Linked DNA regions of Homo sapiens: region 1 is linked to region 2. A link is a loop called in an ENCODE intact Hi-C map of the cell type or tissue named here. Cell type or tissue: OCI-LY7. All regions are shown on one strand. Each heading gives the region's core, and the rest is flanking DNA. Links, peaks and the distances in the headings are about the cores only. Region 1 overlaps MSI2 (musashi RNA binding protein 2). Region 2 overlaps MSI2 (musashi RNA binding protein 2).

Evidence for each region. Peaks named below come from ENCODE experiments on the same cell type or tissue, not always from the same donor. Only the 100,000 strongest peaks of a DNase experiment are listed, where the experiment ranks them.
Region 1: a loop joins it to region 2, with 2.6 times the contacts of the local background. A loop is called at or near these places in 4 of 110 quality-filtered maps.

Annotation. Positions count from the first base shown.
Region 1 is chr17:57,280,716-57,290,184 of GRCh38, forward strand. All of the region lies in intron 5 of MSI2 (musashi RNA binding protein 2), which reads left to right. Among named protein-coding and RNA genes, the nearest start is that of MSI2, 29 kb to the left of the region's middle. RefSeq lists an enhancer at 4,123-4,392 and a silencer at 7,919-8,094. In OCI-LY7, for the core only: a CTCF peak has its summit at 4,826; DNase peaks (open chromatin) are centred at 4,706 and 5,166; H3K4me3 peaks cover 1,879 bases; H3K27ac peaks cover 2,292 bases.
Region 2 is chr17:57,400,054-57,409,522 of GRCh38, forward strand. It overlaps MSI2 (musashi RNA binding protein 2), which reads left to right. Exons shown (of 14, transcript NM_138962.4): 6 at 1,326-1,418. Among named protein-coding and RNA genes, the nearest start is that of MSI2, 150 kb to the left of the region's middle. RefSeq lists an enhancer at 1,211-1,721. In OCI-LY7, for the core only: CTCF peaks have their summits at 2,231 (motif pointing left), 4,192 and 4,391; DNase peaks (open chromatin) are centred at 2,218, 4,208 and 8,458; H3K4me3 peaks cover 518 bases; H3K27ac peaks cover 1,380 bases.

The sequences.
Region 1 (9,469 bases), core at 670-8,669, 120 kb before region 2:
CACTGTATACATATTTATTTATAAATGACATACATATACTTCTGTACTAAAATAGCATGCTCCTAATAAGGCAAATCATTAAAAATAAAATAGGATGAGAAAAAAAGCTAAGCACACATAAACATTTTAATCTTTTTCTTCTAAACCCTACTTCGGAGACCACTGCTTTTGGCCATGGGGAGCACTTAATGAGTTTTAGGGTGGGGGTGGCCAGGTCAGATGGGTGTTGGGGAAAGAGCACTCTGCAATCCAGGGGCTCTCCCGTGAGTTCTGCCCAGGCCAGGGGCCCAAGGAGGAGGTGCTCTTGCAGTCTTGTCGTGTGTGGCCTGGTGAGTCAGGGACATGAAATTGTGGCATAATTGCTATCCCCCGAGAAGTGATGTTGGCAATATCATACCAGGTGTGTGAGGGCTTATTGGTGTTTGATGTTTGCTAGTCTGTGTGTGCTCAACCTATGGGAATATGGCAAGGCCCACTCCCCTGTGGTCCAGCAGGTTCCTGTCTAGAGGGCTGAAGGCCATAGTTAGCCAGGGAGAGCCTGATCTTCTAAAGAGAGCATCACGTGAGGGATATAGTGTCAGTTCTCAGCACCTCTACTACCTGCAACGCCATCACCAGCCAATTCTGAGCTCATGTGGGCCACTCTTCCCCGTCTCTCTGGTGGATTGATAATCATACTTCCCTACTGAACTCCAAAGACTGAAAATGATGCAAAGTGAATTGTTTCTATCTTTGCAATCCAAACGTTCCTCTTCGTTTACTCTCCAGATCCCTTCCAGCAAATTGGTATTGCCACTCTCCCTCCATCCCTGGGTTCTCGGGGCTAATTCTGTTCCAGCTCGCTCTGTTTAGCTCTTTCTTCGAGCAGAACCCAAGCTAGGATCTTGCCTTCCAGAGAATGCTTTAAAAAGCCTTGTTTCCCAATATACTGCGTTTCAGTTTTCCACGAGTGCAGCCATGCTCGGGAGAGGCGTACGAGCTGCTTTTACATGTGAGAGGTGAACAAATCAAAGGTGAGCCCGTTCTGCCTCAGTGAGGCCTTTTGTGTAAAAAGGGCCTTCTGGAGTAAAGCAATCAGGTTGACTGACAACTGCCGAGGCTACCAGTGACAGTCCTGCTCCGTGGGATAACTTGGAGAAAAATCAGGGCCAAAAGCAGACAAAAGGATGTCCAGAAACTGGAGGTGGGGAAGCCTGAGTGAGATCAAACAACCTGAAAATGTGTCTTCCATCCATTTAGGGCTTTATGTGCAGCGAGGTTGGAGTGGCTGGCTGAGGATGTCAACATTTTAAATTTGTCACTGCTTTGACTTCCCTAGCTTTATCTCCCTTCAGATCAAAGCGGGGAGACTAGGAGTTGTCACTACTGGATTTGGTTTCAGACTATGTTGGTGTACCCTTGCTTTATGACCTTGGGGTTTCCTGTCTTTGCTTGGGGTGACGGGTTCATTTCAAACAAGTGAGATGTGTGTTGTGGTCTTTTATTCAGAGTGGGGAGCTCTTAGAAGCACCCACAGAGGCTTTGAAAGGACTGGGAAGCAGCTTGGAGGGCCAGTTGCGTATTTTCCAAGGATTCCTGAATATCAGGAATCCAGAAGTTTCTATTTGTTAGCCTTGCTGCTCCTCCAAGGAGCCATCCTGAAGGCAGTTTAGTCCTGCACTGGGAGACAAGGCACAGGCCTGAAGAATTCCTGCCCCCTGCTGTATAATAAATCTGATACTAAAATTAGTGCTGGCCTCCTGAGCCATATTTCTTGCTGAGATGATAAAGAAGTGTGTGTGTGGCAGGCTCATCTTTCAGGATTGGAGGATGTTGCTTTATGTCAGATAAGTGCCCAGGTCTCGAGATCATTTTTTTATGGCAGCCTCTCCCCCATTTCCCTGCTTCCTCTCCCTGTTCTGTTTTGTTAGGGGTAGGAGTAGGTAGGGGTGGATAGGGGAGAAATATTTTAGCTTGTCTTCTGGTTTTGTGTAAGTCTCTGTCACCGTAGGTAGATGTTCCTTGAGAATCTTTCTGAAGGTTTTATAATTGAGTCTTTTACCTCCGTGACAAGATATTATTCACTTTCTCTAAAGCGTTTACTTTATGCTTGGGCTGGGGTTGGGGGGTGGGGGGCAGACTTTTTTTTTTTTTCAGGGAACTCTGTCTCTAGAAGAGACTTGCCGTCAGGGCAGTTGAATGGCCAGCTTACGACTTTAATAATTGAGGCGGCATCTGGGCCCCTTGCTGAACGGCAGTCCTTCTGGCAGGGCGATTTTGCTTTTAAAATAACCATGTTCACCTTTAACTGCAAACGGCTGTGACGAGAGTTGTATTTAATTTTAAATTGCCCATGTCCAGTAACCCTCTGTACCTCTTTAAATAATAAAATGTTTTTAATCTTCCTGCAGCTGTGTTCTCTGTGTGGGGGCTTGCCATTTTTGGAAGAGGAGGGGGCTTCTGTGCCTCCTCTCCACTCCCTTTCTTTTCCCTTTCAAACTCACCGGGACTTCTAGAAAATGCCATTTCACTAAGGGCGGAATCTGGCCCGTAAAGTCTCTGGAGTGAGTGCTGGGAAGTTTATAAGCAGAGGCCGCACAGGGTCAGTCAGTAATGTCAGCCCCTGGGGCTGAAGTGCTTCCTTTGTGGGCAGAACCCCAGAAGTCCCTTTGTATCGCTGACCCATTAAAGACTTTTTCTCCCCATTCCCCGCCTCCAACTTCAGGGGGGCTTGATTTGTCTGTTATAATCGGAAACAGATTTTGGGCTCCTGATCCATTATAGATGTGTTTGAGATGGATGCCAAACCTGAAGCCACTTAAAGAGCATGTGAAAATGTGTTTAGATATAAAGGAAAGAAAGGAAGAGAGAGGATGAGGAAAGAAACAGCCTCTTCCAAATCCCCCAACTAGAAACAATACTGAAATGATAACACACAACAAAAAACAAACAAACAAAAAAACTCGATTTAGGCCCTAGGAAAGCATGGGAGGAGAAAATTAGGCTCCAGAGTCAGCCAAGTTGGTGCTTAGTCTGGGATGAACAGCCCAGTGAAGGAGGTTAAAGGAGGCAGAAGACCACACGCGCACGCGCACTCCCGGAAGCGTGGTTCAGGTGGGGCCTGCCGGGTCCAGGGGAATGTGTGTCCCAGGCTTGGAGCAGAGGGTGGCAGGTGCGTGGGGACGCATGGGAAGCACTCACGTTGTGCCCAGCAGGTCCATGTTTCTATCCCGGAGACCCTTGGGTTAGGAAATATTGATTGCTCTGTATTTGTAAACAATCTTTAAGGGGATCTAGTGCCAACACAAATAGTCAACTTCAGGCGAATCAAGTGGCCTCCTCTCAACAGGGAAGCCCATTGCTCTGATTTTCTGGATCGACACAGCCCCAGATTTATTTTCCTTTTTAATTCTCAAAAGGGGCCCGCTGAGTTGAGCATTGCCCAAGTATTGGTTTCTTTTCATCCCTGTTGAATTTTTTCCCTTCTTTAATGAAAGAGTTGGATTGGCTGTGCTGGGCCCTCCACCCGGTCATGGTAGTCCTGGTGACGCCTGGCTGCAGGGTTTCGAAGGTGGCCCTCATTTCAGCTGTCCTTGAGGCTCACTCCTGTGTTCCCCCTGCCCCTGCCATCCACCCCGCACCCGCCACCCCGAAACGTTTGTAGTACAGCTGCTGGCCTAGAACTCGAACTGATGTGTCTCTCACTCCAAACAAAAAATAAATCTGTGTGCTTTATGTATGTGTTTTAGAGGTGTGCCTGTGTGTTTTTTCTCTTGACAAGCTCATTCCCTACAGCTGTGCAGTCACAGCCCACTTTGAAATCTGCAGCATATATATATTTTTAAGTGAATAAGTACGAAGAGATGGGAAGATGTGGTTTGACTGTAATCCCACGTAAAACACTCTGACCCCAATTTTTAAAAAAGTATTTCATTAAAATGTTGTAGGAGACTATTACTGAGAAGAAGAAAGTTTCTAAGTTGATGGGACTCTTGTGTCTCCTAGTGTAGAGTTGATTTTGTTTTTTGGGGTCACCATGGAGATGAGAAGCATGGGGCTTCATGGCGTCATCTGCCCCCATTGGGGGAGGGCTTGTTGGCACAGGTCACCTCTGGATCAACCTCAGCCTCATCTGCTGGGGATGGGAGAAGCTCAAGTTGGCCAGGGGTTTACCCTATGCCCTCCTCAACCAGAATTAAAATGACCTTTTTTTTTTTTTTGCCTTCGAAGACAACATTGGTAACAATTTATTGAAACTATGGAGCTTAGCAGTGATCAGTTTTTGGATTTTCTCTTTCTTCAACCCCTCCCCTTTCTGGAAGACTTGTAGGAGGATAGGGGAGGTTTTTCTGTGCATAGATTGGCGTCGGTTTCTTAGAAGTTTCTTCTTTTCACCTTAAAAAAAATTGTTTGCATCCTTCCCCTTAGATAAGGAACCGTCAACATCCTTGTTAGAGCCCAGTGCGGAGGGGACCCTGAGGCACATACTGTTTTCAAGGTTAGATAGCAACAAACTTTCAGAGTAGCCGGAGTTTCAGGGGAGGGAGGGTTCTTTGGGTTCAAGGTTACCCATTTTTCCCCTGCTAGGAAGAAAGCCTTTTTGTTTTCTTTTGCCGACTTCTTCCAATAGCTTAGAGCAAATAGATTAGCAACCCAGCAGAAACCAAACCAAGGAACAAATAAAGGGGAAGTTTGCAGAGGGCCCTTGGCTGGGGGCTGGCTGCTGCTGAGGAGGCCAACTTGCGGTTTTCCATTTTCACGGTGAACCGCATTGTCTCAGCGTTCGCTGGTATTCACAAAATCAGAAAGAAAGGAAGGTGGTGGTGGGAGGGCGCACTTTTCAGGAGAGGCTGGGGTGTGGGGAAAGTATGCCCAGCTGCATGTTATTAGCAGCCTTCAAATAAAGTTTGTGGAAGGTTCCGGCCCCCACAGTCATGCCTGGGAAGCTTCTGTGTTCTTAGTAGGTGTTTTGAATTCTGTGGGATGGAACTGAATGTTTAAAAACAGTTACAGGAACGTCTCCCCAAGTAGGTATTCCTGAGAATTTCTGTGTACATGGAACTCTATTTTCTTAGCAAGCATCATTATATTTTTAGAAATGTTTTCTTTTCTCCTTGCCCGTCAGTTAGCCAAGCCTCCTACCACTCACTTTCTGTTGTGTAGTTCTGATTTTCCGAACAGGTGTTTAGATGATGAGGGGTTATATTAAGAAAGTACTAAAGAATACGTCTTATCACGTGAATCAGTATCTTTTTATTCAACATGGATGGAGTGGGAGTGGAGACCAATCTGTTTTATATTCCTGCAATCTGATGAGGGTAAGAAAAAGTTCATGCTGTTCATATTAGCTAGCCAGCCTCTTTCTGTCTTTCCCTCCCTTCCTTCTTTCTTCTTTATTTTTTCTTTCTTTCTTTTGTCTAATACCTAATTCCTTATCTCATTTTTGGGATTTTGAGAGAATAATTTTCATGTGGGGCGACAGAACTAGTGGTTGTAGTTTCACTTGTTTTTTTGACATTAAGGAAACAACAAATAGTCTTTTTTTTTTTTTCCTCAGACTGAGCACACATTTTAAGTGTTTTAGGGGGAAGCTCTGAAGGCAGTTTGTGGTGATTTTTAAAAAAATGTTTTTAAAGCTTTAGTCTCTCCTGGAAGCTTTGTGTGTCCCTGCATTTTCCTCGACGGTCGCTAATAAGAACTGCTGGTCTAAATCAGTGTCTCTGAGAGTCATTGATTCACTAATTGCTCATCATCGAGTCCTGGCTTCCCCCTCCTGCTGAGAGCACTTTTGTTTTCTGCTATTCTGCAAGGACTTGGACAGATTTCTGGAGTGTTTAAGAGGTAACCAATAAAAGAGTTTGGCGTGCCCCTGTTGGTAATTGTGCTTCTCGGAGGTGACCACGTCATTGGTATCCGGGCTCCATAAACAAGGGGCTGCCTTACCAGTGACCTTTCCCGCCTAAAACCGAAGGCCCCAAGGTCGCTTGTCTGATGGAGAATGTATTTCCCGGCTCACTGTGAGCCTCGACTTAATTTGTTCCTTTCCTAAGGCAAAATGACCTTCCAGTAAACCCACACCCCCTCCCCCGCTTATTATTATTTATTTATTTTTCTGGTGAACAAACAGAATTAGGAAAGGTGTGTTCTTCCAGGAGAGAGCGGGCAGTGTGGGAGGAGATGGCAGTCTGGCTCATTAAAATGCCGAGGTAGGTTTAAGCTGATTGCCAAGTGCGGGTCCTGCAGGTCAGAGTGTGATGCCCAGAAACAAAGCAAGGCCTAGGGAGAGGCTGGCCTGGAGGCAACTGGCTCGCGCCGCAGAGAGTTTTGAAGCCACATTTCTTCATTGGAAATTTAAAAAGAAAGAAAAAAAGCAGCCCCTTTTGCTCCATATTTATCATCTCTATAGTACCCTACAAATAAGTGGTCTCAAAAAGTTGTTTTTTTTTTTTTTTAATTTGCTGAACCTTTATAATAGGACCCTTTCTGAGGGCCCCGTGAGCCCAAGAATGCCTCCTTGCAATGTGAGTGTGGGAAATTAGTGCAGGCCCAAGGAAAGGAAGTGTGAAACTGCTTCCCTCAGTGAACACCCAGCCTGGCGAGGCTGTCCTGTGTGTCTTGGAAGCCCTGCTGGGCCTGAGTTTGGGTGCCATATAATTTGCTGGCCTAGCACCCCTTCCATGGGTCCCTCTCGGCCAGCCTCAAGGAAGGGGTCCTGTGGGGGACAGAATAGTGTGTGTGAGGGGCTGTCTGCGGGTGGAGGACTGCCGGGGCTTACCATCCTAACTTGTTGCTCAGTCGCGGAGTCTTGCATGTTGACTCTCCTGGGCTTGGTTGGCCGCTGCTGCTTTCCTGTGGTTGTTGGTTTGTGTTAGGTGTTTGGTCCTCTGGTTTGCTTTGGGTACTGGGACTTTAGCCCAGGGAAGAGGCCTGTGGTGCTTCTCTGCCTTTCGGCTCCTACGTGGGGCATTGGAAAGCCCTTTCCCTGCCTGGTTGAAACCTTCGCAAACTGCACACCTGGCCGGCCTGGCAGTCAAATGGATTCCATGGCAGCCCCTGCCTAGAGCGGAGCAGGATGTCTGTTTCGGCCGGTTATGAATGAAATCAGAGTCCTGTGCTGGCAATGCCATTGTGCGTAAGGAGTGCAAGGAATGCACTGGGCCATCTTCCCAGAGAGACCCTATAGACGAAACAGATGTGGTCAGATGAGCCCCTGGAGACAGCAGTAGTGGGGAGTGTGGGAGAGCAGGCCAGGGCGGCACCAGGAGGAGCAGGAGGAGCTCCAGGAGGATTCTGAGCCTCCTCCTCCTCCTTTATTCCTCCATCCCTCTGTCTGGGGTGGGATGTTTGGGAGAAGAGAGGCAATGTGGTATGGTAGATAGGCCTGTTCTTTGGAGACAGTTCTGGGATTGAATCCTGGCTATGTGACCTGGCCAAGTGACATAACCTCTCTGAGCCTGATGTGTGTCATCTGTAAAATGGGGATAATAAGACTTGTGTGGCAGCTCTGGGAACAGACAGAACTTTCTGTAGAGCACGTAGCACAATTCCTGGCATCTGTTAGGTGCTTAGTCAGTGTTGATTATGCAGCCAGCCTGGACCCAGCTGTTGTCGCTGGGACAGGGAGGAGGTCGTGCAGTTACCGAACCCTACACCATTGATTTTACTGCTTTGGACCGAGAGGCCCGAGTGTGCTGTTTAGCCTTCCAGGCCCTGAAAGGTTAGTTGTACCCTTCTGACTTTCTCTACAGAATCTTCCCCCTAACCTTCCTGGTGTTTGCTAAACTGAGAGTTAGCCTCACAGAGTCCCAGCTTCTCCTGGGTCATCATCCTTTTCTCTGGCCTCTGCCTGAGAGCAGCGTGCACCGGAGACTGAGGGAGGTTGGCTGTAATCAGCACAGACCCTTGGCTCTCAGCTGAGGGTGGATCCCAGTGTCTAGATGATAGATGGTGCAGTTTGGTTTCTAATTCCTGCTTGATTTAGAGAGGTGCTGGGAGTGAGTGGTGTTACAGGGAACGGAGGCTGTGGGAAGGCTGGGAGTGTGAGCGTTTGATTACCTTCTGTGCTCTAGGCCAGGGGTCCACAACTTTGGCACTGTTGACATTTTGAGCCAGATTATTCTTTGTTGCAAGGGTGGAGGTTGGGGAAGTGGGGGTGCATTGGAGTGCATTGTATCTGTAGTAGGATGTTTAGCGGCATCCCCGGCCTCTACCCACTAGATGCCAGTAGCAATCCCTCCCTGGTTGTGACAGCTAGCAATTGCCACGTGTCTCCTGGGGGACACAGTCACCCTTAGATGAGAGTCATTGGTCTAGCACTATAGGTCACTTCTCTATAAGAAGGGGAAATATTTGTATGTTTTCTGAGGTTCTGTTCTGCATGGATTGGAACCTGGACAATGAAATATTCATGAAATTCAAGAGCAGGAAAGTGCCTGGAGAGATCACCTGGTCCAGGCCCCAGCCTCCCGCAGGTGGCTAGCCACATGCCCTGGGTTTGATTTCCACGGCTCCTGCTGGTCTTCCCTTTTGGTTAAGTGAAAGGGCAGGGAGAGGGGACGTTTCCACCCAGGCCAGCATCTCTATAGAGCTTTTTGGAGTGGGAACTTCTTTTAGCAGAATGACTCTGCACTCCTGGGCTCTTGGCAGTCCTGTGTTTGGGCCTCTAGGAGTTTGGTTGCAAGCTCCACGAGTTTGATTTGCTCTCTCATCCCTGGCACACACAAATTTGTCACTCAGAGGGACTGGCTTTTCTGCATGCACTGAATGGATTTTTATTTGAAATGAATTCATTAAAAAAAAAAAGTTTTGCTTGCCAGGACTCTGCCGTCCTCTCTTCCCTTTTATTTCTCTCTGTCGTCTGTAAGACGAGCCTGGAAGGAGCTGTCTGGTGGGATTGGTTGGCCAGGGATTTTTCTAGGCCCTGATTAAAGGTAAATTATCAGATGAAAGTTGGAGGTTGCTGCTGTGCTTGTAAAAAAGTCACTTGTGTGCCATAAAATCCATCACAGCTCCCTTGGTGAGAAGGAGGAGGCCGTGAAACACTCAGTGATGCTACTTCGGCTTCCAGTGATTTGGCTTCCCTCTGCTGCAGGAGTGCTGCCCGGCAGCCCGGTGCACCCTGCTCTTGTGAGAAGCTCGCTGAATCACGTTGGTGGGAAGCTCAGAGACAGAACTGTGTGTTGCCGGCAAGTTGCCATGAAGTAGTTTTAGATGTTGGACTTAGGAGAACCAGATGGCTTTATGGAGTAGAAGCGGAGCCCATGATGTCTTGGTGACTTTTGCCTCTCTTTTGCTTAGAACCAAAGAAGGTGGTTGTCCAGTTGGAGAGGGTGTGGGGAGTCTGGCCTTGGAGAGGCAGTATAGCCCATGGTTGACAGCATGGATGCAGGGACCAGACTGCCCAGCCAGTTATAGAGGTGGGACTGTGGGCTAGTTATTTAATCTCTCTGTGCTTCAGTTTTCTCATCTATAACATGGGGATGAGAGTAAT
Region 2 (9,469 bases), core at 628-8,627:
ACATTGTGTGTTGATTATATGCCAACAAACTGGTCAGACCCTCACCCATCAAATTCTACAATTTTGTATTGTGACAGTAAAACTAAAATGGCACATAGCCTAAACTCAGTCTTTAGAACGAAATTTATTTTCTTGATTTTGGCTCCTACGTGTAAGATTTTGGTTCCCACTCTGAACAGTTAATGTCATTCTCCTTTTTTTTTTTTATTGTGACAGTAAAACTAAAATGGCACATAGCCTAAACTCAGTCTTTAGAAAGAAATTTTTCTTGATTTTTGGCTCCTACATGTAAGATTTTGGTCTCCACTCTGAGCAGTTAATGTCATTGAGCTTCCTACTCCTTTGGCTTTGGAGCTGGTAGGATTTGGAAATGTGGCCACATTTTTTCACACGTACATCTACAAAACATTCAGTGTTGGTTTCTATGTGCCTGACGCTGTGCCTGGCCTGGTGGAGGATTTGTAGAGGAGTCAAGAGCTTATTGTCTGGAGGAGGAAGTAACTTCACACAAGGTGGAGAGCAGTGAGTGTTAAGACAGGGATATGGAGACACTGTTAGGGGGTTTCAGAAAAGGGTGGACTAACTCCTGGCTGGATTGATAAATAACTATTTTGAATTTTGGAGAAAGGTGCTGGATCCTGGAGGAAGGTTACAACTTGCCGTAGTTAGGTTCAGGAGTGGAGAGGCACCCCAAGGAGAAGGACCTGCAGGAACGAAAGTGTAGGGATCTGGGGATTAGCTGGGCTTGACTGGGTGCAGGGTGAATCAAGATGAATCACAGGAAATCAGGAGGAGGAATCCTGGACAAAGCTTGCAGGGTGGTCTCCAGGTGCGAGGTCAGCGTCTGTGTTGCTTGCAGACGTATACCAGCACCAAGCACAAACAGCTCAGCGTAGACAGCCTGTGCGTACTTTTGAATCGTGTGCATTTCTTATTGACAGGTTTTGTGGATGGTTTCTGGGCAGCAGTTTTTATGCATTTGGGTCTGTTTTGTTCACGTCTCTTAGCTTTAAAATAGCTTGACATGTGATTTTTCTCTTTTTGCTAGTCCATCAGAATGAAGTTGCGTGTTGTGGCTAATGAGGTTCTGAAGTCTCTGTGTCTGTATGAAACTCAAGCTTTTAGGTTGCCATCTGAATGCCTGAGATATGCAGAGTGACTGTCTCTAGCATCCTTAGACATCTAAACGCCCGCGCCATGCAGCTTGAATATATCTAAAATTGCCTTCCTAGAGAAATGTGGAGAGCAGATTGTTTCAGCAGCCTCTTGAGCCCTGCTTTAGATAACCTGGTTAACCCATGCCTTTCTCTTGTCATTTCTTGCAGATGGTCACAAGAACAAAGAAAATATTTGTAGGCGGGTTATCTGCGAACACAGTAGTGGAAGATGTAAAGCAATATTTCGAGCAGTTTGGCAAGGTAAGCGCTGGATGGGGTTGGATGGCACATGCCAGAAGTAGCCTCATCAGTCCTAAGAAGAGGCTACCGTGGCCCCCGCCCCTGCTACAGCTGTGTCCTCAAGAACCTTGTCCTTGAACCTGGCCATCATGATTTAAGTGAAATTCAGCAGAAGCTGAGATGGAAGAGTCTGGCTTGCATTTGGTGTGATGTCCCACGTGCTGGCAGGAGCAGACAGAGTGGCCTTTTAGTGCAGTTTTGCGGGCATTTGCTGGCCACACGGGGCCTGGGCTGGGAGCTGGTGGTGACGGCAGCTGGGGAGGGATGTGGGGCTGTGACTCGCAGGGCAGGAGCTCCCATGGAAGCTGCTAGAGGCCTGCAGGTTGGTGCTGGGCTTCTCCCTTCTGTGCCTGTTTGGAAAATGCATTGAGAGCTGAGTCTCCCTGGGGCCCTTTGCAGCTGAACCCTCCCCTGTCAAATGCCCAAGGAGACTCGGAAACCATGCGAGGCCTGTACCTGTCAGCATTCTCTGACCTGAATGTCTGTGAGACAGCAGTAAAATTACCCCCTGGGCTCTGCTTCTGGAACAGGCTGGGACCAACCCAAGAGCCCCACAGCAGCCAGGAAACAGAGTGTGAGAAGGTGTGTGTATGATAGAGAGTCAGACCGACTGATAGGACATGTCACCGTGGGTGAGGTGTTTAATTCGGCCTCTTTCTAGTGGGTGAAGGGAGATGGTGCCTTGAGAGTGGGTTCTTGCTGAGGATGACACATTCCTCAGATGGCCCTGTTGCCTTAGGAGGGCTGACCCTTGTTGGCTTTTGTGTATACCACCCTCCTCTGGCCCCTGTGGAAATGGCAGGTTCAAGGAGGCTGCGTCCTGCATCTTTGAGTAATTGTGGACATCGCGTGGGAGCCCAGGTCTGGGACAGTCTCCTCCTGACAGGTTTGGGTCTTCCCTGCTGAAGGGCTGACATGGGAGAGAGCTGCTGAGGCGTCCTGAGAAGACACAGTGCCCGTGCTAAGCTCCATCACTTGTTTCCTCCCACGATGGGTGTCGTGCTTGCCATGGGTACAAAGGCACAGCCACCCACTGGCCAGGCTGAAGGTTCTGTGCTGTTGGTTTGCCCAGGGTGATAGGCAGCTATGACCCTGTCCCCAGGTGTGTCTGTTTGTGAACTACTGTCTGGGATGAGGGCCATGACCTTTATTCAGCCTCAAAATGGAGATGTTCTTGTCTCTGGTATTAATTTCTGCCTGGATAGGAGACCGTGCAACAAAGAGAAGCCAGCCTCCTCCAGCCCAGCCTTGCATTCTGAGTGGCTCTGAGCTGCCCTTCCAGGTTGGTTTTGAAAAGGCCTCCCCCATGGCCCTTTCTGGTATTGTCAGCTGGGGATGGATTCATTCTGGCTGGGTCTAAAGAATAGCCAAGTGTGTTGATGACTGTGTACGTTATAGCACTTCTCTCTTCCAGACTGATGTAAAGCAGTAAGGGGGATTTGTCCATCACCCAGCCCCACCCTGCCTAGGGAGAGGGATTGGAAATAATTAAATGAGACAGGTCCGGCTTGCATAATGGAAAGCTCTGGAGGGTGAGCCCTCTTTGCTATCTTTCTGCTTTTAAAACAAGTCCAGGGGTAGTGTTTGCAAACATGAAGTGGGATTTCTTTTTCGAGCCATAACCTGCCTTGGAATCTCATGGGCCTATTTGTGTCAGAAAAGTCGGTGCTGCCCAGATGGGCTTTTAGAGTATTCCAGACAGGCTTCTACTTGCCAACACATAGCACATCTCTGCACGTCCCCAACCCTTGGTTTCTTTCTGTCTCTCTCTCTCTCTTTCTTCCTTTCTGTATTTCTGTTTCTCTCTCTGTTGTTTTTCATTAACACTTATCATTGTGACCCAGTATGCCTCCAGTAAGACACACTGCAAGCTTTGGCCATGCCCACAGTGGCCACCATTGCTGCCCTTAGAACAGTTGTCCTTTTGTCTGAGAAGCAGTCACAAACCATCTTCCCTGGCATGGCACTCGCTGGGTCTGAAGCTGCCCAGTTAATTTTGCAGTAATGTTTGTGGACTCTGGCAGGATGTGCAGACTTATCAAGTGTTTTATTAAAAGACCAAAGAGGCTTTTGAATGTATCAAAGCCATAATGCTCTTCAATGCTCATATTTTAGTAGCTTTTTTTTCATACATAGGTTCTGTGCATTATTTGTGTCTGTCTGCAGAATGGCTTATTTCTCATTTGGCTGGTGGCTTGTGTTACTGTGTGTGTCCCCTTGGGCAGGACTCACCACCTCTCAGGATTCTGGCATAACTTATTTGAATCCAGAATGATCAAAGTCAGGGAGACTCTGCTGCTGGGCCTTGGGAGCACTACAATGATTAAATCCAGTGGTTGTGAAAGGAGGTAACAGGTAAATTGACAGACTGCCTCTCCCCTTCGGTACTTTATACTCTGGTTGAAGGAAACAGAATGAATGTGCACACACACACACACACACACACACACACACTTGCATGAAGTATATTCACACACATGTGTACACCCCCTGTGCACACACATTTCTAACTGTATGAAATTGTTTTTGACTCTCTTTAACCAACTGCAATTTAATGAGGTGTATGCGAGTGCAAAGTGTGGGATACTAGGCCAGGCCATTTACTCACATTATCTCATTTAATTTTTCTCTGGGGGGCTGGTAGTGGTATTCTCCATGTTGTAGACTGTTAAGTGGGGTCTTGATGGGATTGTCTCTTGGACTCAAGGTCACAGCTCTCCAGGAGGTAGAGCTGGGTGTGGACTCCCCCTCCAGGCTTGTCTGATAACAGCATCTGAACTCTGCACCCTGTGCCAACTGCTGATCAGTCCCCAAGATGGACTGACGATGGGCAAGATGCAAAGGACAGGAAGATATTGTGCCCTTCAGTGTGCCCCGGAGTGCTGGGGACCTGGACATTCATCACCTCATTTTACCTGTGCAGCAGATATTGGTATCCTCCAGTCTATTTGGCGAAGGTAGACAGTCAGGGCCAGGGAGGCTGAGTGTCAGCAGAGGTCACCCAGGTAAGACAGTGTAAGAGCCAGAATTCATACCCTACTTCCTTTTCCTCCAAGTCTAGAACTTTCCTTTCACAGCTTCCATGCAAGGTGTACCACTCTCTTTTTAGGTCTCCTTGCCGTCATTCCTCTCTCCTCTCCCTCATCCCATCCTGCCCGAGGTGGCAGCTTCTCCAACTGTTTATTTCAGGTGGCAATCAAGATGGGTAAGACTGCTATCAAGGGGCTGAGCTAAGGGAGTTTAAATATGTCATTACTGTAAGTGGAGTGGGTACAGAGTGACACACCGGGAGCTTTAAATAACTTAAATTGGAGGCTTGTAAACCCTTTTGTGTTTTTCTTCCACCTTCCTCCCAGAAAACACACCCCCTCTCCCCAAGGTTAGAGATGTTGTTACTTGTTTATATTTAAGATCAGGTCACGAAGCGTGGCCACTGGCATAAGGACTCTGCCAACTGAGGTTAACAGCTAACAGGTTGGCAGAATCCACACGTCACCATGAGCTACCCAGGGGTGAAGATGGCATTCCCACCCCTGGGTAGCTGTTCCGGGGTTGTCTGTCCTTGGAGAAGGGTAAGGCAGCAGATACTCCAGGGCTTCATGCTGGGCCTAACAGTGGACTGACCTCCCTGGGACAGCCTGATGGGTTGTTCCTTTGCTGGCCTCGGCTTCTCTTCTCAGGGAAGGGGTTGGAAAACTTAAAAAGGGCCAGATATTAAATATTTGCAGCTTTGCAATCCATGTAGTCCTTGTTGCAGCTACTCACTTCTGCTCTTGTAGGATGAAAGCAGCCATCACCAGCAGGTAAACAGATGCATGTAGTTGTGTGCCAATAAAACTTTATTTACAAAAACAGGTGATGAACCAGATTTGGTCTGTGGACCATAGTTTGCTGACCCCTGGACTGAATTATTCCTGAGGTTAGTTTTAAGCTTGAAAAGTCAGTAATGTAGAAAGTATTCAAACATTAATAGGATGGATAGATTATAATCTAAGGTATCTATAGGCTATAACCAAAATAATACGTTGTCAGTAGTAATAAGCATGGTATATAATCAGCAGTCTAAACCATGTTAGAGTTTATTTTGGGACTTCATGACGCAGGGACAGTGAAGGGATTCTTTATTTGGAAAAAGCCACTATTTATAAACTGGAACTTCATCCTATGAGTAAGAGCCAGAAAAACTGTTATAGTATTTCCATCTCCCTATTTCACCAGCTAGATGTAATTAATGACACTCGGAATTTTTGAGGTCCAGGTTTTACTATGAAGATCCTTTTACTGTGCGCTGTTTCTGAATTGGAGTTACTGGTGCTAAGCTTTCTAATGCATTTTACAATGTGCTTCTCAAGGGTGTCAAGTGAGATGGTTGGCAGATCTATTATGTAGGTGGTGAGGCTGATGTTGAGAAAGGTGAGGAAGTTCTCCAAGATCACTCAGCCCATGCTGAGGAGAGCCTGGATAGTCACTTGTTTGTGCACAACCTACCCTTCGCCTCTTTTTACTTTTATAAAGCCCCACCTCCCACTTTACCACCAAGCAGCATCTTTCTCAGAAGGAGCAGGTTTTGTTCATTTGTCAAAAACGTTGATATACAGTAATTTGTTTTACTGCCCTGGGTTTCTTAGTGGACGTTATCTGTGTTCCTGATTCCATACACACAGGAATGATGTATATAGGCCATTCCAAAAAATGGCAGGTAAATGATGCTCCAGATATGCCCGTGTAGACCCTGGCGACGAGGCGGCCTGTTCTGCACTGTTCTCCCGGCAGAGCCACCCGGAAGAGCCCAGCCTGGTAATTAAAATGCACTGGATCAAAGAAACTCCACACACACGGGCTTCCTCCTTCTCCCCTTCAGGCCCCTCCTTCAAGTACCGGTTTCTTAAATTCTCACTTATAGGATTTTGGAGATCAAAAAGAGGCCTTTAAACTTAATGAATTCTCCGCTTCGTCCCGGATGGAGCCGTTCCGCACCTTTCAGCTGTTCCCGGGAATGATAGGGCAGCTCAGTGCCGAGCTCGCTAGGTAATTCTCGCTTTCTAGAACTCCTGTGAAAGCAAAGCAGCCCGCATTTGGAGGCTTCCAATTATACTTCACATGGTGAACTGTGTAATTAGTTTGGAAGACTTATGCTTAGTCATTGGTTTATCCTAATCGGCTTTGGCTTTCCCCAACAACAAAGTGAGCTTATTTTGCTAAGCTGAAACGACTCTGCACCCTTTGTTCCTGCCTTTTATTGTCTCATTCCTTTCATTCTGTGTTACTGCCAAAGTTCTGTTTCATTAGGCCTACAAGTCATTTCCAATTCAGTGGGCTGCTACAATCCGGCCTTTATCACGGGCTGCTCTGGTTCCCATGTCCCTTCTGGGCCAGTGCCTGAGTTTGTGGTTTGACATGAGGGCTTTAACCCCTTCCTGTGCCAGCCCCTCACTGTGGTGGCCGGGAAGAAAAGGCCTTCCAGGAACCGGCGTGGAAAGTTACAGCTCTTGAGGTCTCGTCAAAGTGGGAGATCGCTGTGGAAACCAGGTGAAAGGGTCCTTGGAGCCCTTTGTGTCGGATTGGGGTTGTGTGGGGGCCCATAAAAGTTAACTTGAGCTCTGGAGAATGGTGTGTGAAAGCTTTTTAGGGGAAGAAAAAAAGAAAACAAGAGTGAATTGTTTTTTTTAATGTAATGAGACCTTCCCGTTTATCCGGCCAGCGTGGGCGATTGTGGGTGAGTGAGGCCCGAGGAAGCGCTGGGTGCCTGCGATCTCCCAGCTCCGGGGTTTTCTGTGCAGGTGCGAAGCTGCATTCATGGCCCCCACTCAGACACCCCTTTTGATACTGTATGTGTGAGGAGAGTCATACCTGGAATAAAAGTCTCATAAAGCCCTTTGAAATTTAAAAGGCATGAGATCTGTGAGAAGATAAATAAGCCTGAGAGTGGACTGTGATCCTCAGGTAGTGTTTTCTTGCTTTAAATGTGTGTCGTAGATAAACAGAGCTCTGTGCAGTGTGGTTCTCTCAGAGGAGGCTTGGAAAACAAAAGTCTTGTGTGTCCTTTGTGGACATCTGAGCTCCCGTGAGGCTTTGTCCTCTGAAGTGGTTCATGTAGGTGGGTTGCCCGGGGAGTGGTCAGCCTCCCGGGCCTCACCCTGTCCTCTGCTCCACCTTTTTCTGGAGAGCCTGGGTGTTGCCCTTCAGACCTTCTTCAACGACAATTGTAGGCTGGACCAGGAAGGACCATGCGCACGCTCTTCCCTGGCTGAAGGCTACTTTTGTGTTTAAATTTTCTTCCTCTAATAGCCCAGAACAAAGCCAACACTGTCCCCATGTTTTATTAATCTTCTGCCTGGTTTGTGTCAGCATCTCCCTCTGGAAGTGTGTCATAAGGGGAGGGGACTTTATTTGCCCCCTGACCCCTGGCCAAGCTGCTCAGTGGGAAACAGCACAGCGAGTAGACAGGAGAATCCTGCTTCCTCTGCCTCCTCCACCTTCTAGGCCAGGTGGCAGAGGCAAACAAACCTTACCCATGAGTAATATGATCCTGGGGCTTTGCAGGTAAACCCTCCTGCTAAACAACTTTGTGTTTTCCTGGTGAACTTTTCCTCCATAGACTGATTTCGGCTGAAGCCAGTAAGGTTGTCGAGTTCTAAAGATTGAGCACCCTAACGTTACTTCTCTTAAATTTTCGTATTTTTGCTTCAAAAAGGAGATTCTGAAATACTGGGTTTCTAGGAAAACTTCCCATTTCCCTCTTAGTATATAAAATATAGCCAGCTGTTGTTAGGCAAAGGCATCAGACATTATTATTGCTCGTTAACAGTGTTTTAAAATATACAAATAGAAAACTAGGATGCCTTCTGGGTAGCAAGCTGGGAAAACTTTGAGATTGTGCTAATCAAATGCCATGTGCATTTGCATAGTAGGTAGAGGAACAAGGCCGAATAGAAGAACAAGGCTCAAACTTCAGCTTTGCTGTTTGACCGCATTTCCTGGTATGATTTAGCTGTATTTACTTTTTCTGCTGCGGCAAGGAGAGGAGAGCCAGCGGTAGGGGAGCCCTTGGGCACAAAGGAGTTAATGAGCCCTGGGTGGGTAGGGGCGGGGGGGCGGTATGAAGTACTTCCACCAGCTCACCTTCCCAGAGTCCTCCTGGGCCCTCTGAAGACGTCACTTAACAATGGAGTTGTTAGTAGGAGAAAATAAAGCCTTTTTCTCCCTAGATGTAGTTCAGTGGGAACTGAAAGTGTACCAGAAATCATGGTTCAAGCTTGTGCCAGTGGGTGCAAGGGGTGGTTCTTATGGAGGAGAAAGCGCAGTTCATTTAGACTTGGCATTGAAATCGAACTCTGTTGTTCGGTGGAGTGAACATTGATATGGAGATTCCCACCCGCCCCCCACCTCCGTAGGATACCCCCTTACACAGGTCCTGTATGCTTTTCTTTTTCTTCCATTTTCTTTCTTTATTTTCTTCTTTTGTCCTCTTAGAAATAGTCTCTCTGTAGACCGGCCAGATTTGTCAAGTTACCACCCTCTAAATTTTTACAGCTCCGTATATTCAGACTTGGTATTTGTGAATTAGCTAAAAGTGGGCTGCCAATCTGTACTTTATTTACATTCGAAGCCATATTAGTGAGAGCCCCAGAAAAAAATGTTAATATGCAGGAAGAGGCAAAAGGGTTGAGTTTCTGACTGTTGCTAACCTCACCACTGCCTTTAAAACCAATCATGAGGCACACGGCTGATATTTAATAGCTTTTAGCTGATTATTTTTCTTCTCCTCCTCTTTCTTTTCTATCCAAGTTGACCTGGGTGTACTTGAGTGGAAATGAAGTCATCCAAATGCTGAATTAGAATAATCACAGGCCTCTAAGAATGAAATGGAAGCAGAGATTAAATGGCGGAGGGAAAGCCGGCATTAATAAGGACCAGGAAAACTTTGCATAAAATAAATAGGAGATGGAATAGATTGAATTTGTATATGCTGCTTCCATTTCTTCCTCCATTTTGTGTTGTCTTCCTAAGTC